Regions from separate parts of the Homo sapiens genome. Here region 2 is linked to region 1. Evidence: read pairs that join two places in POLR2A ChIA-PET (ENCODE). Cell type or tissue: PC-9. All regions are shown on one strand. Links, peaks and the distances in the headings refer to the core of each region. The heading gives the core; the rest is flanking DNA. Region 1 overlaps LYPLAL1 (lysophospholipase like 1). Region 2 overlaps LOC105372926 (a long non-coding RNA gene).

The links. ChIA-PET counts read pairs that join two places held together with the same protein. Peaks named below come from ENCODE experiments on the same cell type or tissue, not always from the same donor. Only the 100,000 strongest peaks of a DNase experiment are listed, where the experiment ranks them.
Region 2: POLR2A ChIA-PET joins it to region 1 with 8 read pairs; 1 of 35 experiments calls an interaction of 5 or more read pairs at or near these places.

The regions. Positions count from the first base shown.
Region 1 is chr1:219,176,918-219,185,266 of GRCh38, reverse strand. It overlaps LYPLAL1 (lysophospholipase like 1), which reads right to left. Exons shown (of 5, transcript NM_138794.5): 2 at 6,021-6,120. Among named protein-coding and RNA genes, the nearest start is that of LYPLAL1, 7.2 kb to the right of the region's middle. RefSeq lists an enhancer at 7,415-7,704. In PC-9, for the core only: no CTCF peak of the experiment used is centred there; no DNase peak of the experiment used is centred there; H3K27ac peaks cover 766 bases.
Region 2 is chr1:219,766,911-219,775,259 of GRCh38, reverse strand. The region is part of intron 5 of LOC105372926 (a long non-coding RNA gene); the gene reads left to right. Among named protein-coding and RNA genes, the nearest start is that of SLC30A10, 160 kb to the left of the region's middle. RefSeq lists enhancers at 1,245-1,304, 3,013-3,182. In PC-9, for the core only: no CTCF peak of the experiment used is centred there; a DNase peak (open chromatin) is centred at 3,989; H3K27ac peaks cover 817 bases.

The sequences.
Region 1 (8,349 bases), core at 216-8,215:
AATTATTACCAGCAATGAAATAAAAGTTATCAACAACAAATCATAAAAGCATTAAAAGGAAATATCATGAACATCTTTTTGTCAATAAATTTGACAAATCAGAAAAAAGATACAAATTTCATGAGAAATACAAATTATCAAAACTGGCCTAAAAATAAATATAAAATCTGAATATCCTGGTTCTATGAAAGAAATTGAATTCATTATCAAAACCTTCATAAAAGGAAATCTCAGGTCCAGGTAATTTCAATAGTGAATTTTATCAAATATTTAAGGAAGAAATAACATAAACTCAGACACAGAGAAGGGAATCCTTCCCAATGCTTTTAAGTGACTAGCATAACCCCGATGATAACGTTTTTCAAAGGCATTAAAGAAAATCACAGAACAATATTCCTCATGAACACAGACATAAAATTCTTTACCAAAGTATTAGCAAAACAAATTTAGATACATATAAAAAGGATAATACATTACAAAAGGGTTTATCCCAGGAATGTAAGGTTGGTTTAAGACTTGGAAATCCATTAATGTAATTCACTGTGTTAACAAAATGAAAGATAAAAACCATGACTATTTCAAAGGACACAGAAAAGCATTTGATAAATTCACAAAGAAACCTCTCAGCTAATTAGGCAAAGAAATGTCCTCAATATAAAAAAAAGGCATATATACAAAAAACCCTAGAACTAACATCACACTTAACAGTGAAATACTGAACACTTCCCCTCTAAGATTACACAGGAAGGAAGTACTCACTTCTATTTAACATTGTACTGGAAGTTCAAACAAGTCCAAAAAAGCAAGACAATGAAATAAAATGCACACACGAAATTCATAAGGAATATACTAAGTAAGTACTAGAAATAAGTGAATTTAGAAAGATAGAAGGATACAAGGACATAATAAAAAACTAAAATTTATTTCTCTGTACTAGCAACAATTTGAAAATTAAGTTTTTTAACATTCCATTTACAATAACATGAAGAAACAGAATACTTGTAGATAAATTTAGCAAAAGACTTCTACACTAAAAACTCCGAATCACTTCTGAGAGAAATTAATAAAGACCTAAGTAAATGGTGAGACATACCATGTGTATGTATTAGAAGGCATCTATTTTCTCTAAATCAAACTAGATTCCATGCAATTTCAATCAAAATCCAAACAGGTGTTTTGTAAAATTGAAGAGCAGGTTCTAAAATTTACACGTAAATGCAAGTAACATAGAATGAGCAAAACTTACACCACTTGGTTTCAAAATTTTCTATACAGCTGTGATAATTACAACAATTTTGTACTACTATAAGATTAGACCAATGGAATAGAGTCTAGATAAGAATTCAAATTATGCTCACAAAAAGACGTGTAACAAGAATATTTATGGTAGCATTATTCATTAGATCTCAAAACTGGAAATGATCCAAACGTGCAACAACAGTAGATAAATAAACAAACTGTGTTATATTTATATAATACCTACTTAGAATTTTAAAAATTGAACTATTGATACACACATATAGATGAATCCCAAAAATACCAATTTGAATAAAAGAAGCCAGACACAAGATTCCATTAAGTCACTCATTAAGTGACTCAATTTAACTGAAATTCAAGAACAAGCCAAACTATGCTACAGTAATAGATATGCAAACAATAATACATGAGATGGGAGTTGACTTGAAAGAAGCACAAGGAAACTTTCTGGGGTGATGAGAATATTCTCCAACTTAATTGAGGTAAATAGGTGCATAATTTTACCAAAATTCTCTGTACTATAATTTATCAAAATTAACTATGCACATACAATTTCTGTATTTCACTGTAAATTTTAAAGAAACATGTTAGAACTTATGTCCACAAGATGTCATTAAGAATGTGAAAATGCAAACCACAAAGAGAAGGTATTTGTATTCATATATCCAACAACAATAATAAACTGTATCCAAAAAACTACAGAACTCCAACAAATCAATAGAAAAAGATGACCAAATAAAAGAATGGGCAAATAATCTGAGTGGGCATTTCTTTTGAGGATATTTAAATGCTCAATAAGCACATAAAACAGTGTGCAACATCATTAGTATTAAAGAAATATTAATAAAAATCACAATAGGATACCATTACACATCTACTGGTTTGGCTAAAATTAAAAAGACAATGGAAAGTGTTCAGGAGGATGTGAGACAAATGGGAATCTTGAATACTGCTGGTGAGGCTGTCAATTGTTACAGCCTCTCTGGAAATATGCTTGGCATAGTGTACCAAAGTTAATAAAGCTTAACCTGCTTTTATACATTTCATTTTCACTCATTTCTATAAATACTGGCTTGGGTAAAGCCACATAATAGTAAGCATCACTTCCATGTAACAAGAGATTAGATACATTCTAGGACAAAACTGGCCAACTAACAGGCAGGTAAACCCTGAATATCATTTACATGCCATCAATGGAATGATTTTACAAGCCAAGTGATATCTTCAATATACCTTATAGGAATAACATAGTCAATGAAATATCCATAGTACAGAAAAACTTATGGGTTTACAAGTGGTGAAAGAAAAAAATCAGGAGAGAGAATAAATACCAGAAATGTGGACAATATCAGAAAGTATGTAGCAACATGTTAAAGCATGAAACCTTGATAAATTTTTAAAAAGGTTATTAAAATTCATTTTTATCCTGTACCAATCACATTAAAAAGAGTGAGAGTTAAGGAAGGCACGTATCTATCACATGCCTCCTTTTGACGTCACCGGAAAGGTAGCAAGCAAGGTAGATGACACCAGAATCTCTCTTATTAGCAGCACAAGAAACATTGCCATAATAGATGGAAGGTAGCAACTATCCTTAAAACCGCAAATGAAGCCATATTATGCTACAAAAGCAACGACAATAAATCTATGCCCAAACTGCTTGCCTAAACAGGGTAATGTGTTAGGAACACCAGTCAGAAGTCTTAAAACAGCAAAGTACACCATGAATGCCAGAGCATTCTAATAAAATACTATCAAACAGCATTCTGAAGTCTGGAAACCAGTTAAAAGCTACAGGCTTAATGATACCGCAGTGCTCCTCAATTTGAGACTCATTAGTTAAAACTGGCCCATAATCTGGTGCTCACTCAATCTATTGCAGGGTCAAGTCTTAGGACAAGTAATTGCAACCCCTTATGAACAACAATTCTTAGGTTATTTACCACAACAAAATACACTTTTTAAAACCTCACATAGGCATAAACTATTACACAATTAAAATATTAGTATTATATATAAATACCCACAATTACTCATTCCTATTACACTATTTTAAATAACAACAACAAGCAAATACTGCAAGATATTTATTCAATCTTCACTAAACATCTATTTGTCAGGTTCTATGCTAAGTGCTTAGAGATACAGTATCCCTCAGTGTCTGTAGGGATACAGAAGTAAGTATCATATAAACTGCTCTAGAAAATTAGTCCAGCATAAGGTAGGAAAAAAATCAGCTAATTATAATATACTAAGTATGATATCATCTCTCTTAACTGACCTCCACTGAATTGCCTCATAGTATTAACCAAAGCCATGTATTCCTATATCTAACGCCCATGGAAGACCAAATGGTCCAGATCAAGAGGCTTCATTCTTGCACACCCTCACACTTTTGCTCCCACAAACTGAGCCTTATGCTTTTTATGCTTATTAAGAGTCAACTATGTTTGTTCTCAAATTTGTTTATGCCAGTTTCATTTTCTATTGCAATTAAATAATTTAATATTTAAAGTAATGTGTTGGAAATCTTCTATGTTTTGCTACTAATAAGTGAAAACTTGAGCAAACCAATAAGTAAAAATGATGACTTGATCTAGAACAGTGGCTCCCAATCTACTGTATATGGGAACTCCTCTTTAAGTTCTAAAACTAAGCTGTAGAAAATGGCAGCCCCTAACCACATAAGGTTATGAAGCACGTAAATGTAGCCAGGGCAACTTGAGGAACCTAATTTTTACTACTATTTAATTTCAGTGTAATTATTTAGCATCAGAAGTAAGATGTGTCGTACATGTAAAACATGCCAATTTTCAAAAATTTAGTGTAAAAAATATAAAATATCACTTTAATAATTTTATACCGATTACATGTTGAATATTTTGAATATACTGGGTTAAATAAAATATATTATTAAAATCAATCTTACGTATTTCTTCCTTTTTATAATGTGGTATCAAGAACATTTAAATTTATATGTAGCTCATATTACATTTCTATTGGTGAGTATGGTCTAAAACGTTCGATGATCTGTTCAAATAGCTATTGGTTATAAAACTGTGTAACAAAAAGTTACCATGAAGCTGGTCCAATGATTTCATATTTTACTAAATCACAACAGCACCCACAAATAATGCTTAGTGCACATGGAGATTTTTGGATTTTCTGAAATAACTCTGGCCTAAAGTTTGAGAAATACTGCCTAGAATTCCTATCACAATTGGTAATGACATGAAATTCTTAAGATAAAAAATATTAATTCCTAGAATAAGGTTTTCAGTGGTCTTATGATTAATCAGACAATTGTATTTATATTTAGGTAGAAATGAACTTATCTTTCATCCCTGCAGAAATACCACTATGTTTCTTCCTTCCAACTTCAACTATCCTAAAAATCAGTAACAAGAAGCTTTTTTGACATTTTCAAAGACATGCAATTTATAGCACAAAAATAACCACTGGTGATTGGGTCTTTTAACTAGATTACCAAACTTTTAAACTCTATTAAAATTACATTTAAATAATAACTCCTTTGAGTCTTCAGTCTTACATTATCATTTTGTTCTCCCTTTTTCAATTCTATCAATTAAAGTAAGTAAATTCTTATTAGTACATATAAAAACGTCCTTGAAGTTCTGGTTTTATTTCTCCTTAATACTAAGTTAATGAAAATATAAAGCAAGGCATTTGCATAGTATGCCTGATAAGAAAAAAATCAAGAACAGGCCAGGTGCAGTGCCTCATGCCTGTAATTCCAGCACTTTTGGGAGGCCGCGGTGAGTGGATCACCTCAGGTCAACAGTTCCAGACCAGCCTAGCCAACATGGCAAAACCTTGTCTTTAAAATTAGCTGGGCGTGGTGTCACATGCCTGTATTCTCAGCTAGGCAGGAGGCTGAGGCAGGAGAATCCTTTGAACTTGGGAGGCAAAGGCTGCTGTGGGCCAAGACTGCACCACTGCACTCCAGCCTAGGCAACAGAGTGAGACTCTGTCTGGAAAAAATAAAAAAAGAAGAAGAAAAAGAAACAAAAAAAAATCAAGAACAGATTATGAGAAAAATCAGATTGGGGCGTAGCTCCACACATCATTTCACTTAACCAAAAAAAAATCCCAATCCCTGATTTACGGCATGTGTTCCGAATAAAAGACTATGCAGATGTTAATTTAATATTTACAAAGAGTAGTTTGACCTCAAAACTATAGCAGTTTTATTACTGTGAATTTTTTGCACACACCTACAGGTTATATAACCTAAATATTTATTAAGTAGTCAATTCTATCTTCCTATTCTGGTTTACTGATTAAAAAAGCATAACATTGTTTCTTGATAATCCTTTTAAATGTGGAAAGAATGCCATAAAACCCTTTCCCAGAGATTATGAATTCTGGCTTAACTAAATTATTAGAAAGATTATACTTGTTGGAGTTATTAAGTTTCCTTTTGGGGTGAATGTAGGGAAGAAGTATGAAAGTTGAGCAATCTGCAGGGCAAGAGGAAGCAGAGTTACATAAGCCATGCTTGGGACACAGTTTAAATTCAGAGCTTTAGGGAATGCTTTACAGAAAGGGAATAAATTACTCACCTGGCAAAACTTGGTCCAACAGTGTAACTGCAATAAAGAATACATTCTGGGGACAAAGTACTCTAATTTAAAGTATGTTAAATACAAAATTAAGCTTAAAGAACACCTAGCTGGCACATCTCTCTATATATATTTTATGCCACAGAGTTATATTGACAAGTGAGATAAATTACTGCATACCTGGGAGGAGCTGTTGGATAAATAATTTTTATGTGTTGGAATGTTAAATCTTGATTTAAAACCTGCTTGATCCACATTCTTAATCCTTGTCCAGAATCACCTGATGAATCAAAAAATCTAGATTAAAATAAATATTTTAGTAATACAATGCATTTCAAAGCAGTCTAAAACTTTTATGTCACACAGAGGATGGAATAAAGGATTTAAAAAAGCTCCATACATCATAATAACCATATAGAAACTGACTTACTAATATGAATTAACTAACTAGGTCTCAATAACTAGCAATAATTTTGATTATTTTACTCCTGGCTTCACCATTGATTACTCTGAAGATCTTGTTTAAGCTTAAGTTTTAAGTTACCTAATTTGTTTAGTGGGTAGTACAGGAATAAATAAATAAATTGATTTTTCTAAAAAAAATTTTATTTCTGTATTTATATGTGACTTTTAATAGTCATTTCTTATCATATTCTTAATAGTAATAAATTCCTAAAGTGACTGTTAAACTTCTGTAGTTAGAAGAACCTAATTTTCTTGGTTAAAAAAAGTCCAAAATGTGTGTTCAGTGTAATTTTATTTTAACTTGAAAAAATCATAATTTAATTTTGACAACATGTTTACATGACCTAAAAGAAGAATTATCTACTCCAAAGCTGGTAAGTAATAAAAAGCCATATAAATATTAATGTATATGTATTTACAGAAAAAAATGGAAGGAAATATAAGTCCATCTTATGGAGTCCTGAGGAGGAAATTAAGGTCACAACTTTAATTTTTTAATCAATTAACTCATTAAGGTATCAGTTCAAAAACTGCCTATTGAATCCCTGTTAATGTGTCAAGCACTGTGTTCACTGCTAGAGAGGCAATGATGGTGGGGTGAGGGAGGAATAGAGTCCCTATTCTCATGGAGTGTGTAGCATATTGTGAAAAACAGAAATTAGTCAAAAAATCACACAAATAAATGTGAAAGGCAAATGTACCTGCTTCAAAAATGAGACACTTGGTGTTGCAAATATTTATTTTATTCACAACTGACTGGGTTTATGGAGTTCAACAATAAATGCACTAGCCTATAAACTCTGCAAGAGGAAGTTTATGATGTATTTTATCTGAGTTATTTGTTCACATAGTGCCTAGAACAGGACTGACAAAAACTGGGTATCCAAATATAGTTGCTGAATGGTTTGAACTAAAGTCTACAGGATGGTGAGAAGTGCAGGGCAGAAGAAAAAAGTATCCCAGGGCGAGGAAAGGGCAGGTGCCAGGATTCTGGATAAGAGGGAGCAGTATGACATGTAAGAACTGAAAAGCAGAGAATGAAAAGAGCAGTGTCTATAAAATGAGACCAGAGAAACTGTAGGAACGTGACAAATCTGTTCATGAAGAAGTCATGAATATTTCTGACAGAAAGGTTGGCATGATTCTAAAGGATCAATCTGGAAGCTGTGTCAAGACAGAATTGAAAGAGAGCAAAAGTAGATGTACAGAGATCAGTTAGGAAACTACTGTTCATGCTTAGACTACAGCGATGATGTAGATAGAAACAGATACTAGAGAAATTTAGGTGGTAAAATTAATAGAGATTGGCAACGGATTTGTTATAAAGGGTCAACAGTAAAAGGTCTCATGGATGACTAACAGGCTTTTGGCCGGAGTAACTGGGTGAACAATACTAGACACCTGCCTAGACAGGAAACATAAGCAACAGGCATACACAGGTTGAGTGTGAGGTGCCTCTTTGTAATGCATACAAGGTCTTATACCATGGGTTGATTGAGCAACTATGGACAGCTAGAGGGGAGGACAAAATCCAGCCTAGGGTCCTTAAGGAGGATAAGCTAAGAATGAGTTTTACATTATTAAAGACTCCTTTCTCAAAAAGAGAGAGAAGGGAAAACTATGGGGAAGAGACCTTACATGGCCCACAAAAGCTAAAATGCTTACCTGACTTTTTGCAGAAAGTTTGCCAACCCCTGCCCTACACTACCTGGATGCCAGTACCCTCTTGGATATCCCTTCCTATTCTTCTCACTCCAGACACACTAGCCTTACTGCTGTTCCTTGAACATGTCAAGGACCCTACCCTGGAGCCTCCGACTTGGCTTTAAAGCCAAGTCTAAGTCTAGCTGTGAAGTTTCATCTTCTGTCATCTTTGCAGTGAGGCATAACCTGACTACTTTATTTAAAATTGTAACACTGTTCCAACTTCTCATCCATGGAAGAATCCCCTTATCCTGCTTTCCTTGTTTCCATAAAACTTACTACCTTCTACTATAGTATTTATTTACTTCATTAGAACATAAGCTCCATGAGAGCAGTGATT
Region 2 (8,349 bases), core at 247-8,246, 590 kb before region 1:
AAATGTGGCACATATACACCATGGAATATTATGCAGCCATAAAAAATGATGAGTTCATGTCCTTTGTAGGGACATGGATGAAATTGGAAATCATCATTCTCAGTAAACTATCGCAAGAACAAAAAACCAAACACCGCATGTTCTCACTCATAGATGGGAATTGAACAATGAGAACACATGGACAGAGGAAGGGGAACATCACACTCTGTGGACTGTCATGGGGTGGGGGGAGGGGGGAGGGATAGCATTAGGAGATATACCTAATGCTAAATGACGAGTTAATGGGTGCAGCACACCAGCGTGGCACATGTATACATATGTAACTAACCTGCACATTGTGCACATGTACTCTGAAACTTAAAGTATAATTAAAAAAAAAATGGTGGCAGCAAGGAGAAGTGCAGAACAAAAGGGGGAAAAGCCCCTTATAAAACCATCAGATCTCAAAAGAAGTCACTCACTATCAAGAGAACAGAGGGTAACTGCCCCCATGATTAAATTACCTCCCACTGGGTCCCTCCTATGACACGTGGGGATTATGGGAACTACAATTCAAGATGGGATTTGGGTGGGGACACAGAGCCAAACCATATCTCATGGTGTAGGGCACAGGACTTAGAATCACAAGGGTCTGATGGCATTCTTCCTGAATCATGTTATTGGAGATACTCATAATGCGTAATGATGACAAATCTCAATTGGATACTCCACCCTGCCTGATTATCCTACAAACATCCCTAGTCAGTTCACTTTCTCATTCTTGCTGTGAGTTGGTTGCCTCATCTCATACTTCCCAGAGAATATGGAAAGAACAAGATGAGAGTTAGGTCCATAAGTATGCCCCATGTACTTGCATGTGTATCTAGATGATGATACAGATCATCACCTAACAATGGGCCTTTTCACCAGAGGTAATATTCCCTTTATTTCTCTCCTGGATCACATTGCTTCTTGCCTTCTACAGGACTTGGCTCCTTATTTACCATTTCCTTGTTTCCACTACCAGTTTTCCTCCTCTTCTGCATCATTCCAATCAGCACATGAGCTAGTTCTAATAAGATTCATCTTTTAAAACCTGCCCTTTCCCCAGCACTCTTCTCTAATTACTGCTGCAAGTCTTTGCTACTTTTAAGAGACCTGCTAAAACCATTGTCTATGTACTTGTTATCTTCACTTTCTCATGTCCTTTTCTATTCTCCATTTATTCTAAACAGATTCTATTTACCACCACTTGTGACACTTGTTAAGGTCCCTAGAGACTCCATCTGACCACATCTATTTGATTATGTTTTTTCCCTACTTTGCCTACCAGTCACACACACTGTGGTGTTTCACTTTCCTTTTAAAACACTTTCTTATCTGGTCTTCGTGGGTACCACACTCTTCCGATTTTCCTCCCACATGATTGGTGATTTTTCTTCTTAGACGAATCTTTGCAGGGATTGGACATCCCAGTCAGAAAATCAAAAATCTGAAATGCTTTAAAATGTGATGTTTTTGAGCACTGATATGATGCTCAAAGGAAATGCTCATTGGAGTATTTCAGATATAATGCATGTATTCTAATGTCCTCCAAAAATTGAAATCCAAAATACTTCTAGTCCCAAACATTTTGTCTATGGGATACTCAACTTCTACCTAGTCTCTGCTTTATCCTCAATAGCTGCAACAGTGCTTGGCATAGAGTTGGTCTCAAAGATGACTTGTGGAATGAATGAACTCACCGACCTTGTTCCCGCATTGACATCTTTGTATTTGCTGATTTGCTTGGAAGATTTTCCCTCCAGGCCTCCACTTGGCTTCCTTTTTGTCATTGTTCAGCTTTCAATTCGAGTCACTTCTTTGGAGCAGGCAGCCCTTGCCAGCCTTCTGCTTCCCATTCCCACCCCTGTGACTCTCTAGGACAGAAGTAAGCAAACCTTTTCTTCACAGAGTCAGATAGTAAATACTTATGACTTCTCAGTTCATCCAGGACCTGTCACAACAACCTAACTTTGTCACTGTAGTGTGAAAGCAGCTGTAGATAATTCCTACATGGGTGAGTATGGCTATATTCCAATACAATTTTATTTACAGATACTGAGACTTGAATTTTGTACATGTCATGAAGTATTAATCTTTTGATTTTTTTTCAATCATTTAAAATGTTACTTTGTGAGCTGCACCAAAATAGGCAGTGGGCTGGATTTGACCCAGAGGCTATGGTTTGCTAATTTCTGCTCTAGTGCATTACCCTCTTTTATCTTTGTGGTGCTGAAAATTATGTTATTTATTCATTTGCTATTGTAATTTGTTTTCCCTTTCTTAGAACATGGTTACCTTGAAGGCAGGAATTCTGCCTTATTCCTTATTCTATTCTCAGAGCCTACAACACTGCCTAGATGCCTCCTGCCCAGGCTAGAGCTACCCCTACCAGACCTTGCCCCTCCCCATAGCCCTTTCTCTTTAAAGGCTTATTCTCTTTCCTCTCCCATATTGATAGCTTCCCTCTTAGGAATTCAGGGTTCATTTCAAGAGAGGGAGTCAGTAAATTTGTCATCTGGTTGGAACAGGAACCTCAGATTTTAGTGGGGAGGGGCCCACTTAACGTGATTATAGCTGATTCCCGGCATCTAACTGTTCTGATTACATCCTATTTATCCCAGTGGTAAAGGAGGGATCCCCCTCCACATAGTGTGAGATAGTCATGCACGAGACACTTGACACTGGGCAGATAAGGGTGACAGCAGTTTAATAGTCACATCTATTCACTCTGGAGGTAGAGGACACTGCCTGCCATGCAGGGCCAATGGGGTTGCACTCAGGAAGAATGAGCTGGCAGGGACTGTGGGAGGCAGGCTTTGTAGTATCAACAGGGTGAGGTGACCCCTGGTTACCAAGCGAGGATGTGATTGGCTTGTTTGAATAATTTCATGTGCTGTTAGGGAGATAAAATCCACTAAGTTGAAAACTGAATGGGGTTAAGATGATTGGGCTGGTGGGAAACTAGCAGAATGGGGTCTGTTTCCTGCTGGGTTGGGTATATCTGGTGAGAGCAAGAGAACTCATGGGTAGGCCTTTTGGGACCTGGCTCAGACCTAAAATTTAAAGGGCCACCTTAACATCTCGGCTCAAAGATGTTAAGGTGGCACTCTAAATTTTAGGTCTGATATACTAGCACCAAGCTTAGAGTAATAAATATTTGTTGAATGAGTGAAGGATTTTACTTAACCTTTATTCAGTATCTGTATGTAACAGCTTCATATTTGCTACTGAGGACAAAAAGAGGATTGGGAGGCCGGGCGCGGTGGCTCATGCCTGTAATCCCAGCAGTTTGGGAGGCCGAGGTGGGCGGATCACGAGGTCAGGAGATCGAGACCATCCTGGCTAACACGGTGAAACCCTGTCTCTACCAAAAATACAAAAAAAAAAAGAAAAAATTAGCCGGGTGTGGTGGCGGGTGCCTGTAGTCCCAGCTACTTGGGAGGCTGAGGCAGGAGGATGGTGTGAACCCGGGGGGTGGAGCTTACAGTGAGCCGAGATCGCGCGACTGCACTCCAGCCTGGTCGACAGAGTGAGACTCCGTCTCAAAAAAAAAAAAAAAAGAGGGTTGGGTTACAATTACATTTACATTATAAGGCTCTGTACAATTACAACAGAGAGCAATAAATGTTCTAATGGAATGTAGGTTCCAGGGTTTGTCAGAATGCTGATGATAAGTCAATGTATGGGTAGGATGGGAACAAAAAGAGGGAGTTGCATTGAATCAGTTCCATGTTTTTGTTCTCATCTGTTCATCCAGTATTTATTGAGGGTCTATCATGGGCCAGGCTAGGCAACTAAGCTTTTGTTGTTTCTAACTGAACCCAGGAGACAAGCTACAATGGTTGAACACAGAGGATGAATTGGAATTAGCATATGAACAAGGGCACACTAATGTGGTCTAAATAGTCTTCCCGAGAACTGTAGGAATGTGGCCAGCACATGTTCTCATGTGAGTGTGGTGAGTCAGGGACACCTTGGAGGGGCGTTTGGAGTTCAAGGCAGTGATGGACGTGGATTGGCAGGAAGGAGAGGTAAGGCAATCCAGGCATGAGTCATTCTATGGTTGGTTTCCTTGCTAAATAGATTCTTTCACAGGGAAGAGTCATCTCTTGTCCAACTACTTTCCTCTGTTGGATTTGCACAGCCATAGACTACACCACGTCTTTGTTTATGGGGATTATAAGGCTGTATTTGCAGCTGAATTTTAGTCAGGCAGAACCTCTCATCATCCAGATCCTGGTCTTCACCATAAAATGTGGGCAGGAAATGGGAGCCATAAACTCCTTGCTCTCCTGAATCAACTTATTTTGATAAGACTCTTTAGTCCTCATTTCACTCTTCGTGTGGTGGAAATTCGTGTCTGTATTAATTTGTCACACGTTTATTGAGCAAGTGCTTTGTGCAAGACAAAGGGCCTGGGTCTGGGTAAAACAGCAATAACAACAAAAAATAAAGATCCCTGTTTTTGAAAAACTTGCAAGATAACAGGGAGTAATAGCAACAACAAGATAGCAAATAAAATCCCACGTAAATAAAGTATAAGACACTGACTCTCAAACAAGAAAACTGTGGCTGAGTTTTGATTCAGCCTTCTATTAGCTGTTACACCATAGAAAGTAGCTTAGTCTGTCTCTTGGCTCTTCTCTAAAATGGGACTAATAGTTCAAACACCTCATAATGTTCGTGTGAGGATGAAGTAGTATAAGATTAAATGTTGTTAGAGCAGAGTCTGAACATAGAAGTCAATAAATGCTAGCCCTTATTATTATTGTTATTATTATTATCATTATGACAGAGACATGTTCAGTATGCAGTGTGTATACATAGGATAGACAACCAATAGGGAGGAAAGGATTCGTGAACGTTTTCCCATAAGTGGTGACACTTGAACTGAATCTGGAAAGAAGGGTAATGACCGTTGCTAAAATGTGTCGAGTACTTATGAGAGGTCAGATACTGTTCTGAGAACATAACATGGATAATCTCTCTTAATTCTCACATTACCCTCTGAGGTATATGCTAATATTACCTTCATTATTACAGAGGAAAGACAAGTAGGACTTAACCAGGCAGAGAAAGGACCTTGGGGAAGGCATTTTGGATAGTGGTACAGATCCAAAGGTCTAGAGATATGAAAGATTACCAGATTAATGGAACTCAAAGCAGTGCAATATGGCTAGAACAACAATTTAAAAAAGATGGGAAATGGTGTGAGGTGAAGCTGGAGAAATAAGAAGGCCAGATTATTGCTGTCATCCCAGAGACTCATTGGATACCCCAACTGAATATGGCCCAGCATTCTCTCTAACAAAGCTCTGGCCATCCACTTTTTTATTTTTATTTTTTAAATTTTTCCATAAGTTATTGGGGTACAGGTGGTATTTGGTTACATGAGTACATGAGTAAGTTCTTTAGTGGTGATTTGTGAGATTTTGGTGCACCCATCACCTGGGCAGTATACACTCACCATATTTGCAGTGTTTTATCCCTCGCCCCCCTCCCACTCTTTCCCCCAAGTCCCCAAAGTCCATTGTATCATTCATATCCATTTGCATCCTCATAGCTTTGCTCCCACATATCAGGGAGAACATACGATGTTTGGTTTTCTATTCCTGAGTTATTTCACTTAGAATAATAGTCTCCAATCTCATCCAGGTCACTGCAAATGCTGTTAATTCATTCCTTTTTATGGCTGTGTAGTATTCCATTGCATATAAATACCACAGTTTCTTTATCCTCTCGTTGATTGATGGGCATTTGGGTTGGTTTCATGATTTTGCAATTGTGTACTGTGCTGCTATAGACATGTGTGTGCAAGTATCTTTTTCAGTTAATGACTTATTTTCCTCTGGATAGATACCCAGCAGTGGGATTGCGGGATAAAATGGTAGTTCTACTTTTAATTCTTTAAGGAATCTCCACACGGTTTTCCATAGTGGCTGTACTAGTTTACGCTCCCTCCAGCAGTGTAGAAGGGTTTCCTGGTCCCCACATCCACGCCAACATCTACCGTTTTTTGATTTTTTGATTATGGCCATTCTTGCAGGAGTAAGATGGTATCGCATTGTGGTTTCAATTTGCATGTCCCTGATCATTAGTGATGCTGAACATTTTTCATATGTTTGTTGGCCATTTGTATATCTTCTTTTGAGAATTGTCTGTTTATGTCCTTAGCCCACTTTTTGATGGGATTGTTTGTTTTTTTCTTACTGATTTATTTGAGTTCATTGTAGATTCTGGATATTAGTCCTTTGTCAGATGTACAGATTGTGAAGATTTTCTCCCACTCTGTGAGTTGTCTGTTTACTCTGCTGACTGTTCCTTTTGCCATGAAAAAGCTCTTTAGTTTGATTAGGTCCCAGCTATTTATCTTTGTTTTTATTGCATTTGTTTTTGGGTTCTTGGTGGGGAAATCCTTGCCTAAGCCAATGTCTACAAGGGTTTTTCCAATGTTATCCTCTAGAATTTTTCTCGTTTCAGGTCTCAGTTTAAGTCTTTAATTCATCTTGAGTGGATTTTTGTATAAGGTTAGAGATGAAGATACAGTTTTATTCTCCTATATGTGGCTAGCCAATTATCCCAGCACCATTTGTTGAAAAGGGTATCCTTTCCCCACTTTATATTTTTGTTTGCTTTGTCGAAGATCAGTTGGCTGTAAGTATTTGGGTTTATTTCTGGATTCTCTATTCTGTTCCATTGGTCTATGTGCCTATTTTTACACCAGTACCATGCTGTTTTGGTGACTATGGCCTCATAGTGTAGTTTGAAATCAGGTAGTGTGATGTTTCCAGATTTGTCCTTTTTGCTTAGTCTTGCTTTGGCTGTGCAGGCTCTTTGTTGGTTCCATATGAATTTTAGAATGGTTTTTTCTAATTCTGTAAGGAATGATGGTGGCTGGTATTCAAATGAGGATTGTGCTGAATTTGTAGATTGCTTTTGGCAGTATGGTCATTTTCACAATATTGATTCTACCCATCCATGAGCATGGGATGTGTTTCCATTTGTTTGTGTCGTGTATGATTTCTTTCAACAGTGTTTCATAGTTTTCCTTGCAGAGGCCTTTCGACTCCTTTGTTAGGTATATTCCTAAGTATCTTATTTTATTTTTATTTTTTGTAGCTGTTGTAAAAGGGGTTAGTTCTTGACTTGATTCTCTGCTTGGTCACTGTTGGTGTATAGAAGAGCTACTGATTTGTGTACATTAATCTTGTATCTGGAAACTTTTCTGAATTCTTTTATCAGTTCTAGGAGCTTTCCGGAGTCCTTAGGGTTTTCAAGGTAAATGATCATATTGTCAGCAAACAGTGACAGTTTGACTTCCTCTTTACCGGTTTGGATGCCCTTTATTTCTTTCTCTTGTCTAATTGCTCTGGCTAGGACTTCCAGTACTATGTTGAAGAGGACTGGTGAGAGCAGGCATCCTTGTCTTGTTCCAGTTCTCAGAGGGAATGCTTTCAACTTTTCCCCATCCAGTGTTATGTTGGTTGTGGGTTTGTCATAGATGGCTTTTTTACATTAAGATATGTCCCTTGTATGCCGATTTTGCTGAGAGTTTTAATCATAAAGTGATGCTGGATTTTGTCAAATGCTTTTCTGCATCTATTGAGATGATCATGTGATTTTTAAAAATTTTGTTTATGTGGTGTATCACATTTATTGACTTGCATATGTTAAACCATCCCTGCATCTCCGGTATGAAACCCACTAGGTCATGGTTGATTATCTTTTTGATACGTTGTTGGATTTAGTTAGCTAGTATTTTGTTAAGGATTTTAGCATCTATGTTCATCAAGGATATCAGTCTGTAGTTTCCTTTTTTGGTTATGTCCTTTCCTGGTTTTGGTAATGCCACCTTCATAGAATGAATTAGAGAGGGTTCCTTCTTTCTCTATCTTGTGGAATAGAGTCAAAAGGATTGGTAACAATTCTTCTTTGACTGTCTGGTAGAATTCTGCTGTGAATCTATCTGGTCCTGGACTTCTTTTTTGTTGGTAATTTTTAAATTACCATTTCAGTCACACTGCTCATTATTGGTCTGTTCAGGGTATCTAATTCTTGCTGATTTAAGCTAGGAGGGTTTTATTTTTCCAGGAATTTACCCATCTCTTCTAAGTTTTCTAGTTTATATGGATAAAGGTGTTCCCAGTAGCCTTGAATGATCTTTTGTATTTCAGTGGTGTCAGTTGTAATATCTCCTGTTTTGTTTCTTAGTGAGGTTATTTGGATTTTCTCTCTTCTTTTTTTGGTTAATCTTGCTAATGGTCTATCAATTTTATTTATCTTTTCAAAGAACCAGCTTTTTGTTTCATTTATCTTTTATATATT